Linked DNA regions of Homo sapiens: region 2 is linked to region 1. A link is a contact called in ENCODE Hi-C or POLR2A ChIA-PET data. All regions are on one chromosome and are shown on one strand. The core of a region is the stretch at or near the end of the contact, and the rest is flanking DNA. Distances in the headings are between cores, read along the strand shown.

Region 1 (7,831 bases), core at 1,436-3,935:
GGTATTATTATTATCAATACCCGGATTGATGTCATGTTCAACTGTCAATGAGTTAGCTGCAAAATAATTGGCATGCATCAGACTGGGGGATACTTCAGTGTTCCTGAGATGAATTGAGAGAGTGAACAGGAAATAATCTTTGAAGACCAGGAAAAAGCATCAAAGATAGGTAAGCCTGGAATGTCCTTAGGAAGGGGCCTTCCTAATCCTTCTGCCTTAAGAAGAATATCACATTGACACTCGGGCCTGGGAGGAAACTGAGGCCACATGAGGGAGAGGTGAGAGAGGAAAGAACTGCTATTTTTTTAATGTTATCTTCCTCTGAAGCGCTTATACATACATTGATTCAAGTTTGATTTTCACAAGCACCTGAGGTAGGTACTACCTCCATTTTTACAGATGGGAAAGTAGGCAAAATATAGGTAAAATCCATTATCTGAGATTACGCATTTGGTAACTGCTGTACCTGGAACCCAGACACCTCAATCCCATCCTTCTTTACTTATCCAAAGTCTCCCTCCCTAATGGAAAACTGGGGACCTGCCTAGGCTGAGAGTTTCTTAGAGAGGAAGCCACCTTGTGGGAGTTCTTTACTTGAAGTCGTACATGACACTCAGGTCAAGTAGACAGAAACAGCAGAGAATAAAGGTGGAAACAAAGATCAGATATGGGCGCCACAGCCAGTCTCTAGACCTGAGAAGGGTCAGGCACAGAGACAGAAACCAGAGTAAACACAGGGGCTGGAGAAGCAAACTGAGGAGTATGGGGACCATGGGTGAAGGGAAGGAAGGAGGGTGTTCTTGGGTGGATTTTTGGGAAGATGCTTTGGCCAAAGTGGGCTTTCATATGACCCTCAGCATTATGTGAGGCAAGGTCATCCGTGTTTAAAATTCCAGAGTTTGGTTCTTCTTGTTTGTTTTTGATAATTTACTCATTTCATTGAATTCCCACCCTTTTCAGGGTCACGCAAAGATATAAGTTCTCAGGGGTGAGGTTCCAAGGGACTTTATCACTACCCTAGCAGCTTGCCTAATAGTATGCAGGATCAGATATCGAGCAGTAACTATTCAGCTATAGATACCAGCTTCCTGTGTTTGGAAAAGGTAAGGAAATTGTTCATTCATTCTACAAATACTTGCGGAGGATGCAAAAATGGAACAGGGCCATCATGGACGTTCAGATAAAATGCTGGGGGAGTTGAGAGGAGGAAGCTGGCATTTGAGCTGGGACTAAAATCCACCCTAGCTCTCGTATGTGTGTGCAAGTGCATGCTTTCAATGCCTTCTTATAGGAATGACGTTTGCACTAATCCCACTGTATTACAATTATCCAGTTACTTTTCTGCCTCTCTCGATCAAACTGAAAACTCTTAAAGGGCAAGGACTGAAGCTTGTTCATCATAGACCATATACTACTAGTAGTAATAGTATACATGTGGAAAATCTTTACTCAATTTTAATTGATTTTAAATTAATCATCAGACCTAGAGTTTGGAAAACTTGACTCCAATGACAAAAGCCAGTCCTAGGATTTGCAATGCATAATCCTATGCTTTCTCTATGAAATGGCAGGGCTTCTGATGTTACCCTCCTGAGCAGAGTCTACAGCATGGTTTTCTTGAATTTCCCACAGAATCAAAAACAGTGCCACAGACATGGGAAAACTCGACAAATATTTTATCAGAACAATCAAGTGATTTGACTTACAGCAAAACACAAATTAGTGTGACTTCAGAAAATATTTTCATCATATCTTGGTCATATTTTTTCATCATATATAATCCCTAGCAAAGAAACAGAGGACATGCAGACCATATGACATGAGGTTTCACATTAGCTTGATTTGACAAAGATGCAAATAATGCACAGACCATCTGTACATGAGAACCAGATGTCTCATTTGCATTTGGATTTTTCCAGTAGAAATGAATGTGGAGGCTTTGAGAAATGCATTAAATTTATTTTAATTGACATAGACTTAGAATGTTGAGACAAATTATTTTCCAGGCATCAAATGCAAAGGTCAGTGTGTGCACTTGAAGGGATAAAAATAACAATGAAAGAAGGGCAAGGCAGCTGAGGTCGGCACTAGAAGCATCTGGAGGATATGGAAACTATAAGGAGGCAGATATTGGAGGCACAGATAAACACCCAACTTTAACTAATATTGCTTGAGACCATCTCATATACCAGTTGTTGTAAAAGCAACTTCTGTATTCATTATTTCATTTAATTATCATAACATCCATATGGAGAAACTCATGAAACCCCGCTCTGCAGATTAAAAAATAAAAAGACATAGAGACTCAAAGAGGTTAAGCTGACTTGCCCATGCAGCCACAACTTTCAAATCTCTGCATCAGCAATCAAACCTATGACTTGTCGCTTACTGACCAATGCTCTAAAGCAGACAAGGCAGGGAGGAACAGGCAGGTTCCCTGGTGTCAAAAGCTAGCTTGTCACTTACTGACCAGTGCTCTAAAGCAGACAAGGCAGTGAGGAACAGGCAGGTTCCCTGGTGTCAAAAGCGAGACTCCAGATTCACAGAGTCAGCAAGACCAGCCTAACTAACAAGAAGCACCAAGGTGGAGTTTGTTAAAAGGTCTACCTAAGAGAGTAGTCCAGGAATCACAGGTATCAAGTCCTTGAGGCCTTTAGGTAAAACCTGAACCTTGAACCCTGGCAGGGCAGAGATACCGTGGCTGTAAAGTGTGGATGTACTTTTATCCTCTGGAGTCCTGGTCATTTTTGTTCAGTACAAATGGTGAGTCAGAGATTTTGAAACAGCAAAGAAGAGCCAAGCTCTAAGGAAAACTCAAATGGTCTATTTTATCCTGTTCTGTTTCCAGTTTTAGAATGAATACACTTCAGCTAGCTCAGCATTTGAGCCCCCTTGAGCAGAAAGAGTTAATCCATTTGGAATTTCGTGGGAAGCTGGGTTGGTTAGGCTGTGGGGGAAAAAAAAAAACCACCAGCATTTAGCTCATTGAAACAGAGAAGGGGCCTGTGGGTCACTGTTGTTCAGCACCAAGACTAGGAAATGGTTTATTGTACAACATTCAATAAGCATTTTCTCTGAAGGAAGTGGGCTGTAAATGTGTCAAATGACAGTTATGGATTGGTCTCTGGGGAGAGGAGATGTGTTGAATTGCTTTACTTGATAAATTGACTTAGGAATTAAATGAAAACTTCTACTCTGAATCACATGGACCTAGTGCAGTTCTTAATTCTATTCCAGTAATGCTCTATTGAGAATGGTATTCCTTAATATTTGTGTGGTTCTTTATGAATTTTCCAAGGTATGTTTATACTTATCATTCCTGAATTTCTTGTTGCTTGTGTTGAATTGAACCAAATTTGGCCTGAGAATGACTCTATACTTTGATTCCTTATGTAACAACTGCAACCTAACTTAGTACAGAAACTAACTGAAAGCCGACTTTAGGAGTATACTTTTGTAACAAATAGCTGAGTCTTGGCCCATCACAGCAGCTAAGCTCCAATCCATCACTGATCAGACCTTATTCAAATAGGGCAAACACCAAGCTATAACCAATCAAGCTGTTTCTATGCCTCACTTCCATTTTCATAAATGCTGTCCGCCCATGTTGTAAAGGGGAACTCTCTGAACCTCTTCTGGCTCTGAGGTTTGCCCAATTTGTGAATAGTTCTTTGCTCAGTTAAATTCTGCTGAATTTAATTTGCCTCAAGTTTTTATTTGAATACATGGGAAGAGCAAAGCATTATTATTCCCTCTCCCTTTAAAACAAATTTTTTTAGAGATGGCGTTTGCTCTGTTGCCCAAGCTGTTGTGCAGTGGCGTGATCATAGTTCATCGTAACCTTGAATTTCTGGGTGTAAGTGATCCTCCTACCTCACCCTCACAAGTATCTGGGACTATAGGCTCATGCCACCGTGCCCCTCTCCCTTTCATTTTAGATGAAAGAGCAGTGGTACAGGCCAGGCGCAGTGGCTCACGCCTGTAATCCCAGCACTGTGGGAGGCCAAGGAGGGTGGATTGCCTGAGGTCAGGAGTTCGAGACCAGCCTGGCCAACATGGTGAGACCCTGTTTCTATTAAAAATACAAAAATTAGCCAGGTATGGTGGTGCATGCCTGTAGTCCCAGCCACTCAGGAGGCTGAGGCAAGAGAATCGCCTGAACCGGGGAGGTGGAGGTTGTAGTGAGCCGAGATCATGCCACTGCACTCCAGCTTGGGCAACAGAAGTGAGAATCCATCTCAAAGGAAGAAAAAAAGCAGTGCTACAGATAGAAGAATGAATTATCAACATGACCAGCGTGAGGCTGCTATGGATAGTAATAATAAGAAGAAGAATAACAAATAATTTGTTGAACACCTCATACTCAGTGCCAAGCATTGGGCTAAGCACCCGATAAATACTATCTCATTTAATTGTCATCTCAGTTCTATGATATAGGTACAATTATGATCTCCATTTGAATAAGAGAAAAAAACTGAGGTTTACAATGGTAAACATTTACCTCTACAAAGGTTTACTCAAGCAGGCCCCACAAGCAAGAAATGACAGAGCTGGGATTTGAGACCCTGCAGTCTAGTTTCGGACTCATACTTCGAACCAGTGTGCTCTAGCTTCCCTTTCCCTCTCTCCTCCTGCTCCTATTTAGCCCCCTCTCTACTGTGTCCCACCTGGTAGTTTAGCAAGCATCACCTGATTCCAAGAAAGTTGGGTAACATAGAGCTATTGAGCATAAATGATAATGGGTGTAAAGTTCAAGACATGGGAGTTAGCACATTGTAAGTGCTCAAAACAATTGCTAACCAGTATGTAAATGTATGGAAAACAATGTTACTTTTCTTAGCATCAGGATTCCTTTTAGGGAGAGGATTCTAAGTCACTGGAAAGAAACTTTGATCATTGGTTTAAGGGTTAGAGGACTATGTCCAACTGGCAATTAAGCGACCCTACTTCATTCTATGGAAGATGGCTCCACTTACTTTTGGGGCTTTATTTGCTGAAAGGGGTGTGCAAGTTTTCAGTGAACTTAATTCCTTCAGATCATAGGACAGAAATTGAGGGAAAGGAGAATCTAAGTACCACTGGGAAGAGAGAATTTGGAGAGAAGGGAGCAGAAATATCTAAAAGGGGATTTCTATTAAATATTTTGCTGTGTCGCATGGAAAATAGACTCTGTCCTGCATCTCCTACAAATCTACAATGTAGTCCTCAATGCTCATTGATGATCTGTGGAAGGTATGTTCTTTCTGAAGAAGTGAAGTTTCCTAGTTTGAGGAAGGTGCAGGAAGTAAGAGGTTACAATTTTATTGTGTAAAGTGCTGAGAAGTGCTTGGTACAAGATCAAGCATGGAGCAGGCATTGAAGAAAACCAAAATTACTCTCTCTATTATCATTATAACCAATGGTACCTTGATTTCTAACAGAATAATAGGAGACACAACAAAAGAGCGGAAACACTGGTTCTGCTGTTCGTTAATCAATTCATTATTCAATCATAAGACTGAGGCAAACGCTGCTGCCCCTAGGGATGAGAAAGACCAAGAAGCAGATGTTGGTTCTTACTTGATGTTTGAAGCATATTGTAACTCATGATAAAACCTGAAGAACAAATTCGATGACATCTTACTGTTTACTGCTTCCCTAATTAAGCTTTGATACCTTACGGCAGAGTTTGTCTGCAATTATATTTCAATTTTAAACATATATATGTATACATTACAGCATACATATACATAAGATGTGTATGTTACAGCACTGAATAGTGACATATATCCATACGTATATGTATATCTACATGTATACATACACACACACATACACACACACACACATATGTATATGTCATCTAATGGCTGGTCAAACAGCATGGAAGAATGAGCACCCTTACCAGCCAGTGAGAGTATTTGTTGTTGTTTCTTTTTAATCTTATCCTCATATAGTACTTATTATGAGTCAGGTATGCTTTATCTGTATTAATCTATTTAATCCTCAAAATAACTCTATGAGGTAGATGCTATTATCCTCCCCACTTTACTCATGAGAAAACTGAAGCACAGAAAGATTAAAAATTTGCCCAAGGTTACACAGTTGGCCAACAGACAGAGGAGCCTGTTAACAGGAAGTCTCTGTTCTTGAGGGATGTTCTGGGAGTGCCACCAAAATGCCAAGAAGAAGTATTAAGCAGGATGACAAAATTCATACGTTTTTCCCAGCGTCAAGGCATCTCCCAGGAAATGGCTGAGGAAGGAGAGGATAAAGATAGGCAGACAATTGTGGGTTGAGTGAAAATCCTTTTGCAATGGCCAGCATAAGCCTTACTGTAGCCTCAGAGGAGGGGCCAACAATCCAAAGTACAGTAGCTAAAAGAAAAACAATTGTCAGAGGCATGTCACGACTTCAAGGAATTTGAAGAAAAAAAAATGAGGGCATGCAGGTGCAGGACGTCTGGAACACCAATTCAAAGGTACTATGCTAGAACCACCGGGAACAAATGCTGATTCGGTTTTCACTGTCATTTCCAGGAACCCATTCCCCAGACCCCAAAGGGACACATGTAATGTGCCCTTTTCAACTTGAGTGGCACAAGAAAGCAGCCAACAGGATTTGCAGGGACATACCCTATTCCTTCCAGCTCCAACACCCACAGAAGCAGAGAGAGGGAATTCTGCATAGAGAACCCCAGACCAGGTCACAAGGGTAACCTGCTGCAGTGTATGAAAACAGACTACTTGTTGACAATGTCCTGAGCTCACACTGATGGACATGCTTAACCTGCACTGTCCTTCTCCAAGGATATATTTCTCCTGGGAGAACATGACATCTTTATTCTGACAGAATGTCCTGAGTGGGAGATGAAGACAAACTAGAGTCCTCTGGCTGCGGCTTCTTTGAAACTGACTGCCTGTTCATTTGAACAAGAAGTCCAGTTCTTTTTTCCCTTGAACCAATGATGTAAGGATTTTCCATAATTTGAACATCATTTTAGCATTTAATAGACACACAAGCTTATCCCTCTCCTGATTTATGTGTGAAGATCCTCTTGAGATCCTTTAAGGATGTGTAGAAAAGATACGTATTCTATGTGTGATCTAAGTTTGAACCCAGAAGGATATCAAAAAATGAAATGGTAGAAAAATGGCAGCAACGTCACTATCTTTTAGTTGATATATTTCTATAGTTGATATATTTCTATGCTAACCAACTGAACTGAATTTGGAATAGACACAGAGTTCAATGAAAGAGCAGATCTAGCCATCCAATCTGCACTACTCATAAAAATATGACTCTGGAACTGGGGCCAGTGCTTTCTGGGCACCACTAAGGAGAATTGGCTGCATGACCCTGGGCTTTTCTGAATAAGTTTCCTAATGTATGATATTGAAGATAGTACTATTGAGTTAGCAGCACTATTCTAATTACTATTCTTGCAGTGTGATCCACATGCATGGCATCTTATCTGAACTTCTGTTGTGCCATAATCATTTTACTTTTATAATGATTAGTGGTTTTGTATGCATCATCTCCTGTTTAGGCCAAAATAACCTAATAGCTTCATAGTTTACAGAGGTGTTCATGCACATTAAATCAATTGATCCTCACAGCAATCCTGGTAAATAAGACAAGTAAACATTATTTCATTTTAGAAACAAGGACATGAAGCCAAAGGAGATTTCAATAATTTTCCTAAGCTCATGCAGCTAGAATGTGGTATAAAAGAACACAAGTCTGGCACTTCTGACTTACAGAAGCCGAGTCCCCAGGTCAAATGTTGGCTAAATAGGAAGGGCATAGACTTTCACTAACATAGGACTTTTATTTCATCCTTGATCCATTT
Region 2 (7,831 bases), core at 1,597-4,096, 150 kb before region 1:
CACAAGATGGTCATTTCTTCAGCTATTAAACAAAATAATAACTTGACTTCTGGCTCAATGCCAGCTCAGTGAAAATAAGCCAACTGCAAGAAGAGGAACTTTCTGGACTCTGTGGCAACTCTTAGAGCAAAGTTTTAGCACAGCTACTTTTTGCCTTCTCCTCCAAGAGAGAAAGCTGTGAGGTCAGGTCCAGGATGACAATACCCAACAACCCCCAAAAGACTCTTGGTTTTAATCCTTGCCAATTTCCCTCCAAGCCCTGGCACAACTTGAGCTGAAAACACACATGCTATTTTCATTTAAGCGAGAATGCTGAACCACTGGGTATTTTTTTCCTGGGTTTTCTGTTAACTCTGTCTACAAAATGTGGTTTTAAGAAATATTACTCCTGGTCATTTATCTAACAGACCATACTGTGATCTGTAAGCTCCATCTTTCTTGCAGCTTTCACATTCTATTAAAATGGGATCTTTTACCAGGAAATTTACTCAGACGGGGGAGTTCATTTGAGGTTAAAACTGTAAAGTGGCCAATTATCTCTCAGTCATTGGTTGCATATGATCTTTACCCCAAGCTTTGGAAATAAAGACAACATTTAGCAAACGTTCTGCTCCAAAGCTAATGTTTTGGAAAGAATAACAGCATGTTGGGAATAAATTACATGGTCTTTAGTGCATTTTAGTGTTATTGCCTGTTAACACACACCGTGGTGTGCCAACTTATAAGAGAACTCCAGTCTTCTAGGGAATCGATTTCTGATTTGTTGAGCTGATGGCGTCCGTGTTATATCATTGAACAGACAAGTAGTACAGGGGGCCATGTCTGTGGGACCTCACCTAGGGGAAGCTATGACTCATAGGCTGTCTTTTCATTCTGATACTGTCCAGACCATTAACACGCCATGGGTAATGGCATATGAGGTCTTTCATCTAGGACTATCCAGTTACCCACTCATGAGCTATATTGATCCTAAAAGAGTCATTTAATATACCTAAATCAAGTAACTAATATAGCCTTGCTAAAAGGCCTACTAGGTACCAGGTTTTTGGCCAGGCTCTGTAGAAGAATAGTAGGATGCTTAAAGAGAGCCTTGATTCCATTTGTATGAAATATCCAGAATATTTCATAGAGAAATATCCAGACAATTTCATAGAGTCAAAAATTACATTAGTGGTTTCCTAGACCTGGGAAGACAGGAGGATTGGAGAATGTTGGCTAAAACATTTGGGATTTCTTTGGGGGTGATCATGAAAATGTTATAAAATTGATTAAGATGATGGCTGCCCAAGTCTGTGAATATAATAAAAGCCATTGAAGCATATACTTTAAATGGGTGAATCGTATGTGAGATATGTGAATGATATCTCAATAAAGCTGTTAAAAAATTAAAGAAGAAGAACCTTGTCCTCATGAAGAGAGGAAATGTTAGTAATTTCAGGTAGACAGCACTAAGGACTAGAGACAGGTACCACGAAATGCCAAGGGAAATCCAAAACTGTGTAACTTCCATTAGACTTTGTAGGATTTCCTTTCTTTGGGGACTGTTTCACTCTGTCTTTGGTTTCAAAAGATGAGAGGTCTTGTTTAGGTCTCTGAGGGTAGGAGCAGAAAGACAGCTCCTAATAACTGAATAAATAAAAAACTCATGATAAGACAGCAAAAGATGTCCTGGGAGTAGGAACATCAGACTTGAACCTGTTGGCAGGTTCCCGATGCAAGCCAACCTCAAACCTCTCTTATAGCTGGTTGCAAGCAAGGTGTTTTATTTAAAGGGGAAAGGAGTCAGGGATTTTTTTCCTTTAGACTAACAAGAAGCTGCCTGTTACTGTACCTTCTCCAGTCTAAAGACAATTTTACCGAAGAGCACCATCCCCACACCTACTCAATCTCCCACATTCCAGGGACAAAGGTATCTAGGATCAGAGCAGCCCACGAAATAAATAAGCAACAATTAGCCCTGTGGTAACTTGTAAGCCAAAATGTTACTCCATGCACAAACAGCTCAGGTGTGCACTGTTGTTCAGGCCACACCTGCTGCCATAGAAATTCTTTAGGCAGATAAATTGTATTTCAGGCTTAAGTGATCTATCTTTTAGCGGAGTGGGCTTGATTAATTTTAAAAGATGTATTTCCACATTTACCTTTGCTGAACTCCCTCTCTACTATCATTTTTTGGATTATTTCCCCAAATTTCCAATATTTAGCCAAAAGCAAAATTATCAAGTGTATTTACTATAAATAATTCCCAATAATTTCAAATATAATCATGCTTTTTAAACTCTTAAACTAATTTAAATATCTTAAATATTATAGTAAATTGCTTTTGTGCATAACATTGAACTTCCAAGCAGCAATGCACATAAGCATTTTAGAGAAGTTTACAAAGAGATTATTCTACTGGGCTGTAGACCTGAATTCCAGGCTTAGTTTACTCAGTAAGTGTGGGCCTCTTTTCTTCCTGAGGATCTGCCACAATTTTTCACTGTTCTTGGTTTCTGAGTTTCTCAAAGCTGAAACAGAGGCTGAGCTGAGGGTTCAGTAAAAAAGATGGTAGAGCATGCATCAGAGAGCCCCAAACTCCGCTTGTCTTCTAGAGTTGTCTATGACACAATCCTGTCCCCTGGATGACAGTTCTGCTAGTTCCACACAGGAGTACTTTGAAGCTTATGGGTCAAAGTAAACTGAGTGGTGTTGTGTCTGTCTTGCCCCTGTGAGCCCCATTTCCCTGGGACATGCAGAGAGAGCATTCCTTTCTCCAGTGTTCACCACCACCTGCCTTCCATGACAGTGCAAGCATTGGCTTCGGGAAGCTGCCAACTTTCTAGTGTGGTTCTTGAACCCTTGACCTTCCAGGCAAACGCAATGATGCTACCAGCTGAGCGACACAGACCTATTTCCTGCGTCAATGACTAAACAAATCCAAAGGTATGTGAAGCATTTCTTTCCCCCCGACCTTGTTCAGCCTTGGCACAGCTGCTGGCACAGCCAGAGGTGCCTGGCCCCAGGAGCAGCTGCTCAGTGTCTGCCAAGCCTCCGGAGGGCAGAGCTGTTTGTCAGCTGGTTAGTGCATTTTTTCACCTTGGTTCTCCTAAAATTGAAAATAACTAGAATACAACTCATTTTAGTGAACACTTTTGATCTTTTTTTCTTCTGTTTCTCCTCTTATCTAATCCTCATCTATTTTGTTATTAATGGGAACCATTAACACATGACAGGGTAGACAAATGTGCATGTCCCTTCATTTTCAAACCTCCTCCTTCCTCTAGAATGGATATGAATAAGCTCACACTCTAGAATGGAGATTAAAATATCAGAGTGTCAGCAAAATTAAGAAAGGAAAGAAGCAATAGGCTTTGTAATCGACGCATTGAATTCTCTTTTGAAACAATTTTTCTTTTTTTTTTTTTTGACACAGGGTCTTCCTTCCTCTGTCACCCAGGCTGGAGTGCAGTGACACGATCTCTCAATCTCTCATAACTGCAGCCTTGACTTCCCAGGCTCAAGTGATCCTCCCACCTCAGCCACTTGAGTAGCTGGAACCACAGGCATGTGCCACTATGGCCGGCTATGTTTTTATTTTTAGTAAAAACAAGGTCTCACTATATTGTCCAGGCTGGTCTTGAACTCCTGGGCTCAAGAGATCCTCTGGCCTCAGCCTCCCAAAGTTCTAGGATTACAGGCGTGAGCCACCATGCCCAGCAAGGAATATTTTTAAGGAATATGGGACAACATGGAAAAATGCTCACTCTATTGTCTGATTACAGTTACATAAGAATAGATGATGCACGAGCAAAGACTATGCTGTATTCTACAAGTGGAATGTGAATATTTTCTTTATTAAACTTCTGGCCAGGCACGGTGGCTCACAGCTGTAATCCCAGCACCTTGGGAGGCCAAGGCAGGCAAATCACCTGAGATCAGGAGTTCGAGACAAGCCTGGCCAACATGATGAAACCCTGTCTCTACTGAAAACACAAAAATTAGCTGTCTCTACTGAAACACAAAAAAACCTGTCTCTACTGAAAACACAAAAATGTTGGTGCACACCTGTAATCCCAACTACTCGGGAGGCTGAAGCAGGAGAATCACTTGAACATGGGAGGCAGAGGTTGCAGTGAGCCGAGATCGCACCACCGCAGCACCCCAGCCTGGATAACAGAGCAAGGTGCTGTCTCAAAATAAATAAATAAATAACGTACTTCTTTTAATGTCATTATAATATTGTTTAAATAGCATTTTTTAAATAAGAGAGGAAAGGAAAACAGTGTAACAAATCACAAGCACACACAAAACTGCCCTGCTCATTTTTAATTTGGTGTGTTGATTACTGGATATAAAACGAAACCTCATTCTACTCTTCTTTTCATTCTTGCTCTCCCTTTGCAAGGCACAACCCAACCCCTTTGGTACCAAGAAGTGAGGAACTGAGTTCAGTTCTGTTCTCAATCACTCTGGGAGCAGCTCCCATTTCCAGGATTCACCGTGACTGCCCACTCTCCCCGTGGGGAGGAGTGATAACTCTCATGACTGCGGAAAGGCACATCACTGATTATCTTCCAGAAGGGGTGACTGAGAACTTTTTCTAACTAAAGGATCCTTCTCATCTCTGAGTGACAGGGCTGTGAATTCCCAAAGCCTTGGCAAAGCACCCGAATTTTCTTTCCAGCTTACTCCCAATAAGATGGGGTGAAAAGGACTAAATGACACAGATTTAGCCTGGACATCCTGGCTCCAAGCCAGGTGAGGCTCCATCTCAACAAATCCATCATCTTCCTCAGAGTCTGTGAGTGTAACGTTCCTAAGTCAGCCTTGCAACATGGAGGTTAACGTTGAAAATGGTGACTTTGGCTGAATGGGCTCCACTGGAAATGTTGACAGTCTGATTAATTTTTTCAAATCATTGACCTCACACTTTCTCTTGGTGCTTTCTTTGAAGATATGGGGCAGGTGAGGAATCTAATCTGGCACTCCCACATTGCATGTTTTCATACAGCTGTTGTAGCAAGCCTTGGCAACAGAATGTCTGGGCTTAAAACTTGGCACATCATTTGCTAACCTGCTTAACGTCTCTAAGCATCATTTTCCTTCTTTGTACCATGGGGGAAATACTAGTGCCTACTACCTCTTATGGGTGTTGTGAGGGTAAAATGAAGTGATGCCTGTAAGGTATTCCCATAGTGCTTGGCACACAGTGCAGACTTAAGAAATGTTGGTAGTGATGTTTGTAATTATTATTATTATCATCTCTATTATATTACCCCTCCATTCTTTACTTTATTCACCTCAAAGTGAACTAGAAGCACCTTGATATGGAGATGAGGGCAGGAAACCTGGAATCAGATCTCTTTAGTTCTACTCACTGAATGGCCTTTGGCAAGTTACTTTCACATCTGAATCTACTTCCACATCTGTAAAATACAGATCACAACACCCACCTCAGAGCGCTACCAGGAAGATTCAATGTAATAAAATACAGGAAAATGCTTGATACATACTGAGTGCTCAGTAAATAATGGTTGAATCAGGACTCAGGTTTGGGTCACTCACCCAGATTGTCCCATTTTAACTTGGGTTTCAACTAAAGGAGAAGGCATCCCACGCTCCTCTAGGTCACTTCCAGCAAAAACCAGCAGGACAAGGGAGCCAAAACATTAGCAAGCTTTTGGCAGATGCCTGACAAGGAGTGTGATCACAAGACCTCCGTGCAGAATTTTCACAACTGAATGTGCAAATGACACTTATTCAAGCTGAAATATCACCCAAGTGTGTTTTGGAACCACAGTGACGACATCCCAGCTGGACTGTGGAAGTGAAGCTGTCCAGCCAAGGGTTTTATTATTTTTATTTAAAAGTGTGAATCATCAGACAGGCAATGCTCTCCAGCCAGGTGCTGTATTCAGATTCCACGTCAATATCTACTTTTTTGGCAGCCGAGCAAAGTGAAGGTGCCAATGAGAAATTGTTCTGGGTGAGAGATCTCTGTTTTAAGCAGAGTAACCTTGGGACTATCTCTTACACTGCCTAGGACTCAGTTTCCTCATATGTAAAATAAAATGACAATAGGAAATACTGCATAGTTGGTTGTCAGGATTAAATGAGATAATATGTGAAAAGTGCTTGGAAGAGAACATAGTAAGTGCTAGATATGTGTTTGCTATAATGATAATAATTGATTTGCTAAGGCCTTTAGGATTTTCGAAAGGCATCATGTTTTTGCCTCTCTATAACTGGTTTATATTCTATTTGGAGGAAAGACTTTGTATGTAACAAAGGAAATGGTGACACAGAACTGTTTGAAATATATGACAACTGAGCATGATTCCTATAGTCTGAGTGGCTAAGAACAATTCTCTGCAGAAGAAAATATTAGAGGTAGGCCATGCAGAAAATGTAGAAATCGAAGTAATTAATAGGGAGAGAAGGGCATTCTATAGATGGGTAATAGCTTGGAACAACTATCCGGCCTCCCCTGATGTCTTTAAAGAACTCTGGCAGCTTGGGTGTAACTCTGCAATAAAAGAAAAATCCAAGGTTTTAAGATGGCTTAAACTGCCTAATTTCTCCTGCTCCATACAGCAATTCTTGCTTTTATTCTCCTGGTCATTAAGCCACTAACTCTCACTGCCCAGCTATTGTTTTATCCTAGTGTTGCCCCATTAGCTCAACACATAGTTCTGCGTTTAAATTTTAAACCCCAATTTCCCTCCTGACTATGGTTTCCTCTAGTGGACTCTTAGGGAAGCATCCCAACAGGTTGACACAGTTATCCAAAATCTTTTTTCCAAATACTACATCCACAGGGAGCTCCTACAAGTCTCATGAACTGGATATGGGTAAACAGTGAGAGGCTCTGTTATGTTTTAGGGACAACGAGTAGATGAGGTTCACTCCTGTGATAAAGGCAGTAGAGGATAATAAAAGCACATTAGGCTCACATACAATGAAGGAGCTTCCTAGAAGCACAGACAATTCAGTGGGACAAGCCCCCTACCCCTGGAGTCTCAGTAGATGGGAAAGCCCGGGCTCTAGATTTTATAGGTAGGTGGATATTCAGCTAGGCCCAGAAACCTCCCCAGTGACTCTCATCCAAATTTTACCATTGGTTTGCTCGGCCTTCCCAGTACTTAACTACATTGACTTTGCTCGGCCAGGCACCATGGCTCAAGCCTATAATCCCAATGCTTTGGGAAGCCAAGGCAGGAGGATCACTTGAGGCCAGGAGTTTGCGACCAGCCTGGGCAACATAGTGAGACCCTGTCTCTACAAAAAATAAAGATTAGCCAACATAGTGGTGCATGCCTGTGGTCCCAGCTACTATGGAGGCTGAGGCAGGAGAATCATTTGAGCCTGGGAGTTTAATGTTGCAGTGAGTGATGATCCCACCACTGCACTCCAGCCTGGGTGAAAGAGTGAGACCCTGTCTCTTAAAAATAATAGTAATACTGACTTTGCTTCCTGCTTTGAACAGTGTTATGTATCTACCAACTAGAAGGTAAATTTCTAATAGTAACAGCTTTAGTCCTTTCTGCTGTTTTGTTTTCAATGTTTTTACAGAGCTAAACTCTGTACTTGGTGTGTATAGAGAAAACACACACACAAAATGCAAAAACAGTAACAACAAAAGCAAAATAAGAACACTCTGGCCAGATGTGGTGGCTCATGCCTGTAATCCCAGCATTTTGGGACGCCGAGGCGGGCGAGTCATGAGGTCAGGAGATCAAGACCATCTGGGCCAACATGGTGAAACCCCATCTCTACTAAAAATACAAAAATTAGCTGGGCATGGTGGCCCACACCTGTAATCCCAGCTACTCAGGAGGCTGAGGCAGGA

What was found. A loop is a pair of places that touch in the nucleus more often than their neighbours do. ChIA-PET counts read pairs that join two places held with the same protein, here RNA polymerase II (POLR2A). Pooled maps may share reads with other maps.
Region 2: a loop to region 1 is called in a map of ovary, with 8 times the contacts of the local background. The contact joins two enhancer-like sites. A Hi-C loop is called at or near these places in 1 of 168 maps with a recorded cell type or tissue (ovary) and 4 of 50 pooled maps. POLR2A ChIA-PET finds 5 or more read pairs at or near these places in 1 of 52 experiments (activated CD4-positive, alpha-beta T cell).

The regions. Positions count from the first base shown.
Region 1 is chr17:55,655,590-55,663,420 of GRCh38, reverse strand. No RefSeq gene overlaps it. Among named protein-coding and RNA genes, the nearest start is that of TMEM100, 63 kb to the left of the region's middle. Within about 2 kb of position 2,685, at least 3 of the 41 ENCODE cell types and tissues checked have a DNase peak (open chromatin) inside an H3K27ac peak, as active enhancers do.
Region 2 is chr17:55,809,631-55,817,461 of GRCh38, reverse strand. It overlaps a transcript of PCTP not described here. Among named protein-coding and RNA genes, the nearest start is that of PCTP, 62 kb to the right of the region's middle. Within about 2 kb of position 2,846, at least 3 of the 41 ENCODE cell types and tissues checked have a DNase peak (open chromatin) inside an H3K27ac peak, as active enhancers do.